2 separate regions of the Homo sapiens genome follow, and region 2 is linked to region 1. The links are chromatin contacts, found by Hi-C or POLR2A ChIA-PET in ENCODE. All regions are on one chromosome and are shown on one strand. The core of a region is the stretch at or near the end of the contact, and the rest is flanking DNA. Distances in the headings are between cores, read along the strand shown. Region 1 overlaps TACC2 (transforming acidic coiled-coil containing protein 2). Region 2 holds the start of HTRA1 (HtrA serine peptidase 1).

The links. Hi-C counts contacts between places; a loop is a spot of excess contacts on that map. ChIA-PET counts read pairs that join two places held with the same protein, here RNA polymerase II (POLR2A). Pooled maps may share reads with other maps.
Region 2: a loop to region 1 is called in a pooled map of gastrocnemius medialis, with 2.3 times the contacts of the local background. The contact joins the promoter of HTRA1 here to the enhancer-like site in region 1. A Hi-C loop is called at or near these places in 1 of 50 pooled maps. POLR2A ChIA-PET finds 5 or more read pairs at or near these places in 2 of 52 experiments (H1 and activated CD4-positive, alpha-beta T cell).

Annotation. Positions count from the first base shown.
Region 1 is chr10:122,042,771-122,048,330 of GRCh38, reverse strand. All of the region lies in intron 2 of TACC2 (transforming acidic coiled-coil containing protein 2), which reads right to left. Among named protein-coding and RNA genes, the nearest start is that of TACC2, 56 kb to the right of the region's middle. Within about 2 kb of position 3,455, at least 11 of the 41 ENCODE cell types and tissues checked have a DNase peak (open chromatin) inside an H3K27ac peak, as active enhancers do.
Region 2 is chr10:122,458,750-122,464,309 of GRCh38, reverse strand. It overlaps HTRA1 (HtrA serine peptidase 1), which reads right to left and starts at 2,757. Exons shown (of 9, transcript NM_002775.5): 1 at 2,186-2,757. The coding sequence starts at 2,657. HTRA1-AS1 (HTRA1 and ARMS2 antisense RNA 1) reads left to right here and starts at 2,905. Exons shown (of 3, transcript XR_946382.3): 1 at 2,905-3,361; 2 at 4,399-5,560.

The DNA.
Region 1 (5,560 bases), core at 2,206-4,705:
CAGACCCCAGTCCCATGGCTGCAGGGGTGTGCACACAGAGGGCACCCCAGGAAGATAGTAGGTATGGCTCCTGCCTGGAGGTGAAGCAGACAGCCCCCAAGGTCCCCCAGGAAGGGAGGGTCCCCACTCATCAAACTCTACCAACCTCTAGCCTATGGATTTTGTAAATTAATCTTGACGTTTCTGCAGGACATGTGAAAGCAAATCATCTGCCTAGTCTGCACCTGGGGACTTCTTGAGACCGTCAGACTTGTTGGATGGGCTGTAGTCCTTGACCTTCAGACACCAGCCCGAAGAGCAAGCTAGCTTTGGCTAAGGTTCCCCTACCTGGTGCATTTCCCTGAGTGGTTGGCTATCTGTGTTCATCCCATTGTGTCCAAAGGTAAAACATAAAAGATGCTTCATCTCTCAGGTACCCATACAGTCTAGTGCCAACATGAACACTACAATGCAAAAATTTTCCTTCATTTTAGCTGAAGGATAGAATGTGGGGGAAAGAGAACAACAGCAATAAATGCTCCTGTTATTGAGCACTTACTAATGCCAGGCACTGGGCCAGTATCTTTCCATGAACTATGTCATTGAATTTGCACAACTGTCTTAAGGGAAAGATGGATATTTGTGTTCCTGTTTTAGAGCTGAGGCTCTGAGAGGTTTAGTAACTGGGCCAAGACCACACAGCAGTGGAATCTAGACATAACCGATTATCTCTGATCCCAGAGCCAGGACAGGGCGTCTCTGTTTGATCCCTTCCACGGGGCAGTGTTGAAGGAGGCAGAAAGAGCTGGGGATGGTTCCTCACACGAGAGGGGGCTGCTGACCTGGGGTTGGCTTGACCTCCCTGCAGGCTGAGCCATTCCCTTAACGAGTGCCCCTGCCCCCCCCTGAGGGGTCTCAGCCTCTTCATCTGTGCATCCAAGAAGACAATCATCCCCATAGGACATTATCAAGACCATGGAAACTTTAAATCACCTTAAGTTCACACTCTATAATCTTCATTTTCAAAGAAAGATTCTTTTTTTTTTTTTTTTTTTTTTTTTTTGAGACGGAGTCTCGCTCTGTTGCCCAGGCTGGAGTTTGGTGGCACCATCTCGGATCGCTGCAACCTGTGCTTCCCGGATTCAAGCGATTCTCCTGCCTCAGCCTCCTAAGTAGCTGGGACTACAGGTGCCCACCACCACACCCGGCTAATTTTTGTATTTTTAGTAGAGACGGGGTTTCACCATATTGGCCAGGCTAGTCTCGAACTCCTGACCTTGTGATCTGCCCGCCTCAGCCTCCCAAAGTGCTGGAATTACAGGTGCCACCACACCCGGCCAAGATTCTTTATCTATAAATTATAAATCTTTGGAAGCATGATTCTCACATTTTACTATAATAACTCAAGATTAACAATACTGAGTGAGTGGCATTTTTATATCAGGGTCCTGCATTTTTGAAATTTTAACCCAATTCCTACTTGTCTGACCGCCATGCAAACCTCAGCAACTAACACCTGAGGCCAGGCCCCCCTTTCAATCACAAGATGACCTGCAGTAAAATATTCTGCAAATAATTTAACAGATAAATCTCATGCCCAGTATTCCATGAGCAAGATTTCTTTTAATTCTGGAAAGAAGACAAATAATAGCCCAGACAGATGCAAACAACAGATGGAATAAGGAGACAGATCTTTGCTCCAAGTCCAGGAGAAGAAAGGGACCACGGGCTATATTTCCTCAGGCAGATGGACTATAACAAGGGCTTGGATTTGTCTTTGAAGAAAAAAACAAAAGGCAGGCGTCTCTCCCTTTTCAGCTCCACTTCTCTTTCTTTTTTTCTTTTTTTAATTATTATTTATTTTTATTATTATATTTTGAGACAGAGTCTCACTCTGTCACCCAGGCTGGAGTGCAGTGGCGAGATCTTGGCTCACTGTAAGCTCCGCCTCCTGGGTTCAAGTGATTATCCGGCCTCAGCCTCCCGAGCAGCTGGGACTACAGGCGCCCACCACCACGCCCGGCTAATTTTTTGTATTTTTAGTAGAGACGGGGTTTCACCGTGTTAGCCAGGATGGTCTCAATCTCCTGGCCTCGAGATCCACCCGCCTCGGCCTCCCAAAGTGCTGGGATTACAGGCGTGAGCCACCACACCCAGCCCTATTATTATGATTTTTGAGATGGAGTTTTGCTCTTGTTGCCCAGGCTGGAGTGCAATGGCGTGATCTCAGCTCACTGCAACCTCCGCTTCCCGGGTTCAAGCAATTCTCCTGCCTCAGCCTCCCGAACAGCTGGGACTACAGGCATGCACCACCACACCCAGCTAATTTTGTATTTTTTTTTAGTAGAGATGGGGGTCTCACCATGTTGGCAGGCTGGTCTCGATCTCCTGACTCGTGATCCATGCGCCTTGGCCTCCCAAAGTGCCGGGATTACAGGCATGAGCCATGGCACCCGGCCCACTTCTTTTTCTAATAGAAAGCTAATCTGCAAGAATGATACTAGTTCTCCCCAACACAAACATATCTGGATGGAGTTAAAAGCAACAAAACTATCTGTATGAATGGCACATTGCACTTTTCAAAGCTCTTTGACATCCATTTGATTCTTATAAAATCCCCGTGAGCTATACCAGGCAGGTAAAATCATGTTTTCCATTTTCCAGATAAGAAACAGAGAGGCTTGCCTTCTGCCCTCTGCAAGTCTCCCACCTTGAAGTCCAGTGCTCTTTCCACAAGAATACTGACACCCAGCATTTACATAGCTCTCTTTCTGCTACGACAGCAGCAACCTAATTATTAGGAACACTTTCTGTGTGTCTAGTACTGCTCTTTTAAGTGCTTTACATATTTAAACTCATTCAATCCTTAGAGCCCGATGTTATAGCTAAGAATACTGGGCACAGAGAGGTTAAGCCACTTGCCCAAGATCACACAGCTTGGAAGTGGTGGAGCCAGGATTTGGACCAGGATGGTTTGGCTCCAGAGTCTGTGCTCTTGTCCCTGCCTTACGCTGCTTCGCCATACAGTGGAATTCGTTGCTCTATGGCCTCTGCCATTTTGCTGCTATGCTCCAAGGAATTATAGCAATTGGACATTTGAGAATAATGTGGTATAGGAGCCTAGATTTGATGCCCAGAATAGCACCTGGCACAGAAGAGGCAGTCCATAAATATTTGTTGAATGTATGAAAAGTAGATTATTCTTATTTAGTCTGGTGGCCATGTCTGCAAATCGAAAGACGTACCCTCAGCCCTGGGAACTCTCGCTTTTGCCACATTTCCCTGTGCTTTTGAATCCCCCTTCCTGTTCCCCGTCTTAGAGATAGTCTTAAGCTCTATTGCTTACTGGATTCCAAAGGACCTGTGTGTCAGCAGGCGTCACTGCAAAACAGCATGCATTTCTAAAGTTACCCTTTACACTTCCAAATCGCAGGCTGGAAAAACAATTGGCAAGCCTTACAGGACACGTGGACTCGCCCAGTTGCTTCTTCAAATCTTTCCCTCGCTGCCATTGCTTGAGTAAACAAACAGTCTTTCGTTGGCTCTGGAACACTCCAGAGCCTGGAGTCTATTTTAAAGCAATCTTTAAACAGTTACAGCAATTTTCCAGTCCTAAAAAATATACTTTGTAAAGAGCTAAAGCATTTCACCATAAAAAAAAAAAAAAAATTCCACTTACCTCTTAAACGCTCCATCACTCTAGACCACTGCTTACTGGTCATGCCAATAGAGTTAATTAAACCATGCTTAATTAACATGGTTAGATCATGACCAGAGTGTCTGCCTAAGTCGCCCCCTCTTTGAACGAGCTCCTTGGGAGCAGCTTGACTGCAGGTGAATGCTGGGAAGCAGACCAAAGGTCATCCCCATGGCATTAGGAATCGGATTTCAGAAACAACTGCCAGGCTGACCAAATATGGAGGATGAACACATGCTCTGTGCTAGAGCCAGCCGGCTGCCCATCTTCCCTGTCAAGGGAAGGCAAATGCTCACACCAGTTCTGCTAGACCATCCCAAATGTTTCTTCCCCTCCAAGGGGGTACAAAAGATTGACGAATACAGGTTGCAGAGGACACCTCAGCCTAACCTAGCAGGCACTCTGTCAGGCCAACAAGCGAAAGGCTGCCAGCGTGGGATTTCAGCTTTCCGCAAACGGAATGTTTTCTGATGTGATACAGCACGATAGAGCAGAAGAAATGAATAAGCTTCGAAGCCCGAGAGAGCTGGGTTTGAGTCCTCACTCTTCCTTTAAAAGATGGAAAATAACAGAATAGAGTTTGACGTGTGTTTTGATGATTATGCCTCATGAATAGTAAGGGCTGGGTCTAGGTTCTGGGTAGACACTGATGACTAAAACAGGCATGGTGTAAAATGTTAACTTTAGGAGAAGCCGGGGAAGCATCTATATGGGAGCTCTCCATACAATCTTTGCAACTTTTCTATAAATCTGAAAATACTCTAAAGTAAAATTTGGCCAGGCACAGTGGCTCATGCCTGTAATCCCAGCACTTTGGGAGGCCGAGGCGGGCAGATCACTTGCGGTCAGGAGTTCGAACCCAGGCTGGCCAACATGGCGAAACCTCATCTCTACTAAAAGTACAAAAATTAGCCAGGTGTGGTGGTGGGCACCTGTAGTCCCAGCTACTCAGGAGGCTGAAACACAAGAATCACTTGAACCTGGGAGGTGGAGGTTGCAGTAAGCCAAGATTGTGCACTGCACTTCAGTCTGGCAACAGAGTGAGACTCTGTAAGAAAGAAAGAAAGGAAGAAAGGAAGAAAGAAAGAGAGAGAGAGAGACAGAGAGACAGAGAGAGAGAGAAAGAAAGAAAAGAAAGAAAAAGAAAGAGAAAAAGAAAGAAAGAAAAAGAAAGAGAAAAAGAAAGAAAGAAAGAGAAAGAAAGAAAGAAAGAAATCTAATTATAAAAAGAGACACATGGTTCCTACTACCCTCATGGAATTTTGAATTTAGTGAATGAATGAGTGATATTTAGTAAATCATATCTGCCTTCCCTTCCTCAGAAGCATTTGGGTCACAAGCGGTGGCCATTACCCTAAAAGGATTCAGGAACCTCAAAGATGTAAGAGGTGACATGTTCTGATGTCTGTAGTTTGTAGGTGGCAGACTAAAGGCTTCAAAAACATACCCAATGTTGATGACCTGTATGTATTTAATATTTTAGAAACAATATGATTTAAAGAGAATTGGATGAGGTCAGAAAATCCAAATCCATGTGCCCTTGGTCAGATCAGTTCCTCTCTCCAAGCCTCTCTCTCTCCGTCAATAAACTGGGGACCACAATCTCTGCCCTTCCCTACCTCAGTGGGTGATAGGAATGCCTTGTAAACAACAACTGTACAAATAAAAGGGAGAGTCTCTTTATTCAAAGAGCTGGGCATGTCAGGATGGCCTGTACCATGCTGTGATGTTTACTTGATTATACTTAAAGTGCAGACATAAACTTTATTTCTTTTGCCCCTCTAGAATCCCTGTATCCACTCATTTTCATGCTACAGCAGCATGGTTTAAGAATGAGCAGGCAGGAAGCTGAGTACAATTGTTCTGAAACCCAAGCTTTACTGC
Region 2 (5,560 bases), core at 1,508-4,007, 420 kb before region 1:
ACCTGTTTTCCTCCACACAGGGACTCAGCCAACTCCAAAACTTGTTAAGCAACTTGCCTCACTAGCAATAAATTAGGCGGCTCGCATGGTGCCAGCAACTCAGGACCCCGTGCGATGAGACCACAAACAGCGAGACCAGTAACAGCTGGCTTGTTTTGGACAAAAACATGCTTTTTCAATGTTGTCGCCTCACACCCAGATTATTGCAGTAGTCTAAACTCTCCACCCTGGATGCATTCCGCACTCCACTGCTAGGTCAGCCCTACACTACACTAGGCTTTGAGTTGCTCCAGTTCAAGAACATCTGCGCACAGGGCACGGGGCACAGCCAGCCTCTTCAGCCCTGGGACTCTGGGCCACCAGCCTGGCTCACTCCTGCTGCCCTCCCAAAACGTTCCCCAGCCACACTGATCTATTCACCTCCAAACAAGTCTTAGGCTTTGTGTATGCTGTTCCCAGCTCTGAGGGGGATGCACGTCCAGCCCACCAGGAAATTTACAGCACCTGACCCCTCTCCCACACCCTTGGAGTTAAGTGCTGGGCTGACTCCTCTGAATGAGGCTGTCTGGGTTTAAATTCCAGCTGAATGACCTTGGGCAAGTTTTTCAACCTTAGCTCCGCTATCTGTAAAACGGGAATGAGAAGCTGGGTGTGGTGGCATCCGCCTGTAGTCCCAGCCACTTGGGAGGCTGAAGCAGGAGAATCATTGAGCCCAGGGGTCGGAGGCTGCAGTGAGCCATGATCACACCACTACACTCCAGCATGGGCGACAGAGGGAGACCCTGTCTCTTAAGAAAAAAAAAGAGAGAGAGAGGAGCAACTGCCTCCTCGTTTGACCAAATGAGGTCACAGAGGTAACACACCCGGCACACAGACTGGGTGCTCAACAGACGTGTGCTATCATCATGCCCCTTCTCGAGTCTGCAGGATCACTTCTCTCCGGGACAACTCTCTACTGCCTGACTAGGCTGAGTTTCCCGAGGGCTGTGCTCCTGTGTTGGTGAAATACGCAATCTCGAATTTCACCCAGTTCGGCTCTGGCATCTTCCCGTCCACGTAAGCCAAACTATGCTAAGCCCTAGTTGGTCACACCGAACCATATTCCTATAAAGTAAACTCTAGACCAGTCCCTCTGCACTGTGCTCCCCTATGCCCCTCTCCTGGCACTGCCCGTGTTGAGGAGGCAGCACTGGGGTCCGGCAGCAGCGGCACGGCTGCGCCCAAGCGCACTGCCAAGCCCCGCTGTCTGGTTCCTACAACGCGGGGCTGGCCGCTGCTGAACTCGATATTATTTTTCCACATGGCCTCTGCCTGAAGATGAGGAGCATCTCTCCGGAAGGTCCCGCGAGAGAGTTAGACATTGCTCCATTCCACTCCTTCCCCCATCACCACCGTCTCCCCTGCCAGAACAGGTCCTGTGTGCGGCTGTAGGAACAGAGGGGTAGACTTCTTCCTCATCACTAACCCGGTCCCTTCTCCGCCTCTGCAGATTTCGTGATCCAAAGCCCGATTCAGCTTATTCAAAAGGAGCCACTTTCATTTTTGTAGGGCTGGCTCAAAACGAGGAAAGCAAGACAGGCAGCAACGCCGCCGAAACGAGAGCGGTGCCAAACCGTTCCCTGCTCGGGGTAGACTTTTTGGAGAAACTCCGGGGCGGGCCGGCAAACACTGTTCCTTTCCAAAAGAGTTACATACAGTTTTCACTGAGCGGTCCCGTGATCAAAGCAGTGAATTTTAAAGGGGACGGAGGACGTAAATAGAAGAAAAAGCAACCGAAATGACTTCTTGTGGTCCTGAAGCCGCTCTGCGAGGCGCCAATTCCCAGTCCTGAACTTCTCTCCTTCCTTTATGCCCCCATTCCTCTTATTTGTCCTGGGGTCCCCGCGCTGTGTGGTTGCCCTCAGGGCACTCCATGGCCGGTCGCCCGGCGTCTCGAGCCCCAGAGTGCAGGCCGGGCGTACTGGCATCGTCTGGGCGCAGAACCGGCCCCGGGCTGGGCGCGAAGCTCGGTTCCGAGGCAGCCCGCGGAAATCCGCCACCCCGGGGCCCACCTGCCTGTCCCCGAGAGTTGCCCTGGCCACCCCACAACGCTTCGCTGCCCCTCAACCTGCCCACCAGTCCCGCAGAAGCAGGTCCGAGCTGGGATGGAGAGAGTGGGGAGCTGCCCAGGAGCGCGGCGGAGTACCTTGGCCGCAGGCTCCGCGCTGCAGGACGATGACCGGCGGCCGGTGCAGCCTCTCGGAGCGGCGGCTGGCGGCGCGCAGCTGGCACAGGTTGGCGTAGGTGTTGGCGTCGCTGCCGCACACCGGCTCGCTGCTGGCGCACACACAGAGGCCGGCCTGCGCGCGCCGCCGCACCGTGGCCGAGGCTGGCACCCCGAAGGGCACCACGCACTGCAGCCCCTCGCCGCACGGGCCCTCCTGCAGGCCGCACGCGGCGCCCTCGGGCGCGCCGCACACCTCGCAGCAGCCGCACGCGTCCCGGGCCCGGCCGCCCTCGCAGTGCTCCGGCTGCGGCGGGCAGCGCGCCGGCTCGCAGCGGTCTGGGCACCCGGCGGCCAAAGGCGCCGAGCGGCCGGCCCGGGACAGCTGCGCCGAGGCGGGCGCCGCCAGCAGCAGCAGCAGCAGCGGGAGAAGAGCGGCGCGCGGGATCTGCATGGCGACTCTGGCGGCGGCGGCGGTGGCGGCGGACAGGGCGAGGGCCGGAGAGCGGCGCCGGGGAGAGTGCAGGAGGGCCTCGGGGGCAGCGGGTGCGAGTGCGCGCGGCCGCGCGGCCCAGCCCATTGGCCTCGCAGCGGTGACGAGCCGCCTTGGGGACGGGCACGGCGCCCGGGATGGGGGCTGGCCGGATGGCGGGAGGGAGGGCGGGCGGCTGGACCGGGACCGCCCGCGGAGGGGGCAGGGCGGGCGCGCCCGGGCACGGCGGTGCTGGCGGGGCGCGGGCGGGGCAGCGCACAGGCCGGCCCTCTCGCGGGACTCAGTTTCCCCGTCTGCGCGCCCCACATATTCGCTTTCCGCAGGTTCTCTCGCTGAGATTCGCGTCCTTCAAACTAATGGAACTTTGCAAGGGGGCCCTGCGGCGGCTTCGCGTGGGAGCGCCGGGGAAAGTTCCTGCAAATCGCCGGACTGGGGGCCCGCCCGGGAAGCTCGGACTGGGCCGGGCAGGGACTGCAGGGGCCTCTGCGCAGACCCGGGGCGTTGCGGCACCGCGGACCCCGGTCACGCGCTGGTTCTGCCCCCGGTACCCCGCACGCGGGACCCTGACCGCGGGGCCTCTGCGGCCGGACGAAGGCAGCGTCCGCGGAGCTGGCAGAAAGCCCGCGCCCAGACCCACAGTGAAGTGATAAAAGCAGAGAGCAGAAGTAATTCGAATAGAATCCTTCACACGTCTGATTCTTTTAAAAAGTTGTTGTGGGTGGCATGCGTGTCCGTATTCGCAGAGAGCCTAGGAAGCGGCTCGGCAGCTCGTAACTGGCGAGGGTGGAGCGGTCTCAGATGGGAAAGGGGTTTTCCCCTCTTTTGATTTTTCACCAAGTGCGTGATTATTTCAAAACACTTGTTATCAAAAATTTGATTTCCCACTGGAGAATCTTTGGTGCATCCGTTGGGACAGATGCGAGTCCGAGAGTCATCAGGAGGGCTGAGGGCGACCCTGGAGGTGGGTCTGGGTGCCCAGGCAGCACCAGGCCTGTGGGCAGTAGTCCTGGGTCCACACTGAGCAGATGGGCACAGCTCGTGTCCAAGGACCTGAGAGGAGGCCCTTCGTCCAGCCCTCATCCCGAACCCTCAAACCTCCACCCCCACCCTGGGCAGAGGCACCCAGGGTTGGGTGAGCCGGCAGAGCTGACTTTGGGATAGAGTAGCATGGGAGGGGGCTGGGGGCTTGGGGATTTTAATATTCTTCTGTATTTGGGTTGTTCCCTTGTGCACACGTTATTTTTCCAATACAAATAGTTTAAAAAGTAAACTCCAAATACCTATAAGCCCCCTCAAAGCACCTTCCAAATATGAACCTTGTTAATGCCCAAGGTCCAGAGGGGTCCCCCAGAAAGGCCCAGGAGCCTGGGGCATGGGAAAGCTGTCGGGGTCCCCATGCTGACTCCCTGGACTCCAAGCGATATTCCATAAAGCCAGGGCCTCCTGGCTGCGGGAGGGAGGCCTTGACCCAAAATCCATTCGGCCCTGGATACTGGAGAGGCAGAGGCCTCTGCTGATGAGAAGCCCTGAGTTCCTGGCTAGCTGTGGTTAACCACAAAAAATGCGGGGGGTGATGATTTTCGAAGTCCATCGGCAAAGAAAGACTCCCCACTGCAGTCCTGGGGCAGATGGAATTAAAAGGACACGTGGTGGTGAATAAATTGGTGATAACTTATTTTTGTCGAATTTCCTTATTTTACAGAGGAGAAAACTGAGGGCCAGAAAGGGTGACTCCCCTGAGTGTCATGCCACAAGTTGAGTGCTGGAGCCAGGACACCTTCCAAACCGGCTGTGCCTGCCTGCAAGCCCCATCCTCCTCCATCCCCCTGAGCAGCCAGACTGCAGAGGGAATGAGCGGACCGAAAACAGTGTGGCCGCAACTTCCCCACTGCTTTGCGGGAGGTGGAGGGAGTTTCTAGGCTCTTTCCCTGTTGGGGAATTAAGTAGCTGGGGATCCCACTGAGTCTCCACCACCCTCTCACCCATTTTCCACCCCTCCCCCACCACATATACATTCTGCTCCCCCAGTGCCAAATAACTTGCATTTTCTGGAACACACCTGTCTGCTTACGGTCTCTGTGCCTTTCTTTGCCCACATCTCCCCTCTTCTTGAAACACCCCTCCTCCCCTCCAGCGTGGGCTCATGTGACCTAGAGAAGCACGTGGGAGCCCTGTCATCTGGGGGACTTGGGTTCAAATCCCACTTCTGGTCCTTAAGTCTGTGACTCTGGGCCTTTGTTTAATAACTGGAGGAGTTTCATTAGGAAAATGGCAGTGACCACATATGTCCCTGGAGTGACTGATGTGCCACCCACAAGCTTCTATTTGGTCAGTGCTGGGTCCCATCGTCCCATCTAGCATGCTCCTCTTCCATCCTCGTGCCCCCACTCAGTGCCATTGTCTCTGCCTCTCACCCTCTGTGCTGCTATTCCTGCCCTCATCACCTCCTCCCTAGGGCAGAGGCCCCGTCTTCTTTACCATGCCCCAGTGCCAGCACAGTGCTTTGGCAAGTTATTCAGCACTGGGGGAGTAGAGTGTATGTGTGGTGGGGGAGGGGGTGGAGAATGGGTAAGAGGGTGATGGAGACTCAGGGGGACCCCCAGCTACTTAATACCCCTGAGGAAGTGTCGGCCGAAGTGGACCCACTCCTGTGACAGTTCACAGCCTAGAAGAGGCGTCTGTAACCACGGTGACCAGTAAGTGCCAGCCCTGGGGCCACGTGGCTGTTCTAGAGAAGGAAGACAGCACTACCCTGAGAGCCATGCTGGTGGCTTCATCAGGAAGGGAGTCAGCAGGGGGAGGACTGGGGGACCAAGCGGTCCCTAAGAAGCAGAATTTGCAATACCCAAGGTTTTAGAAAGAGC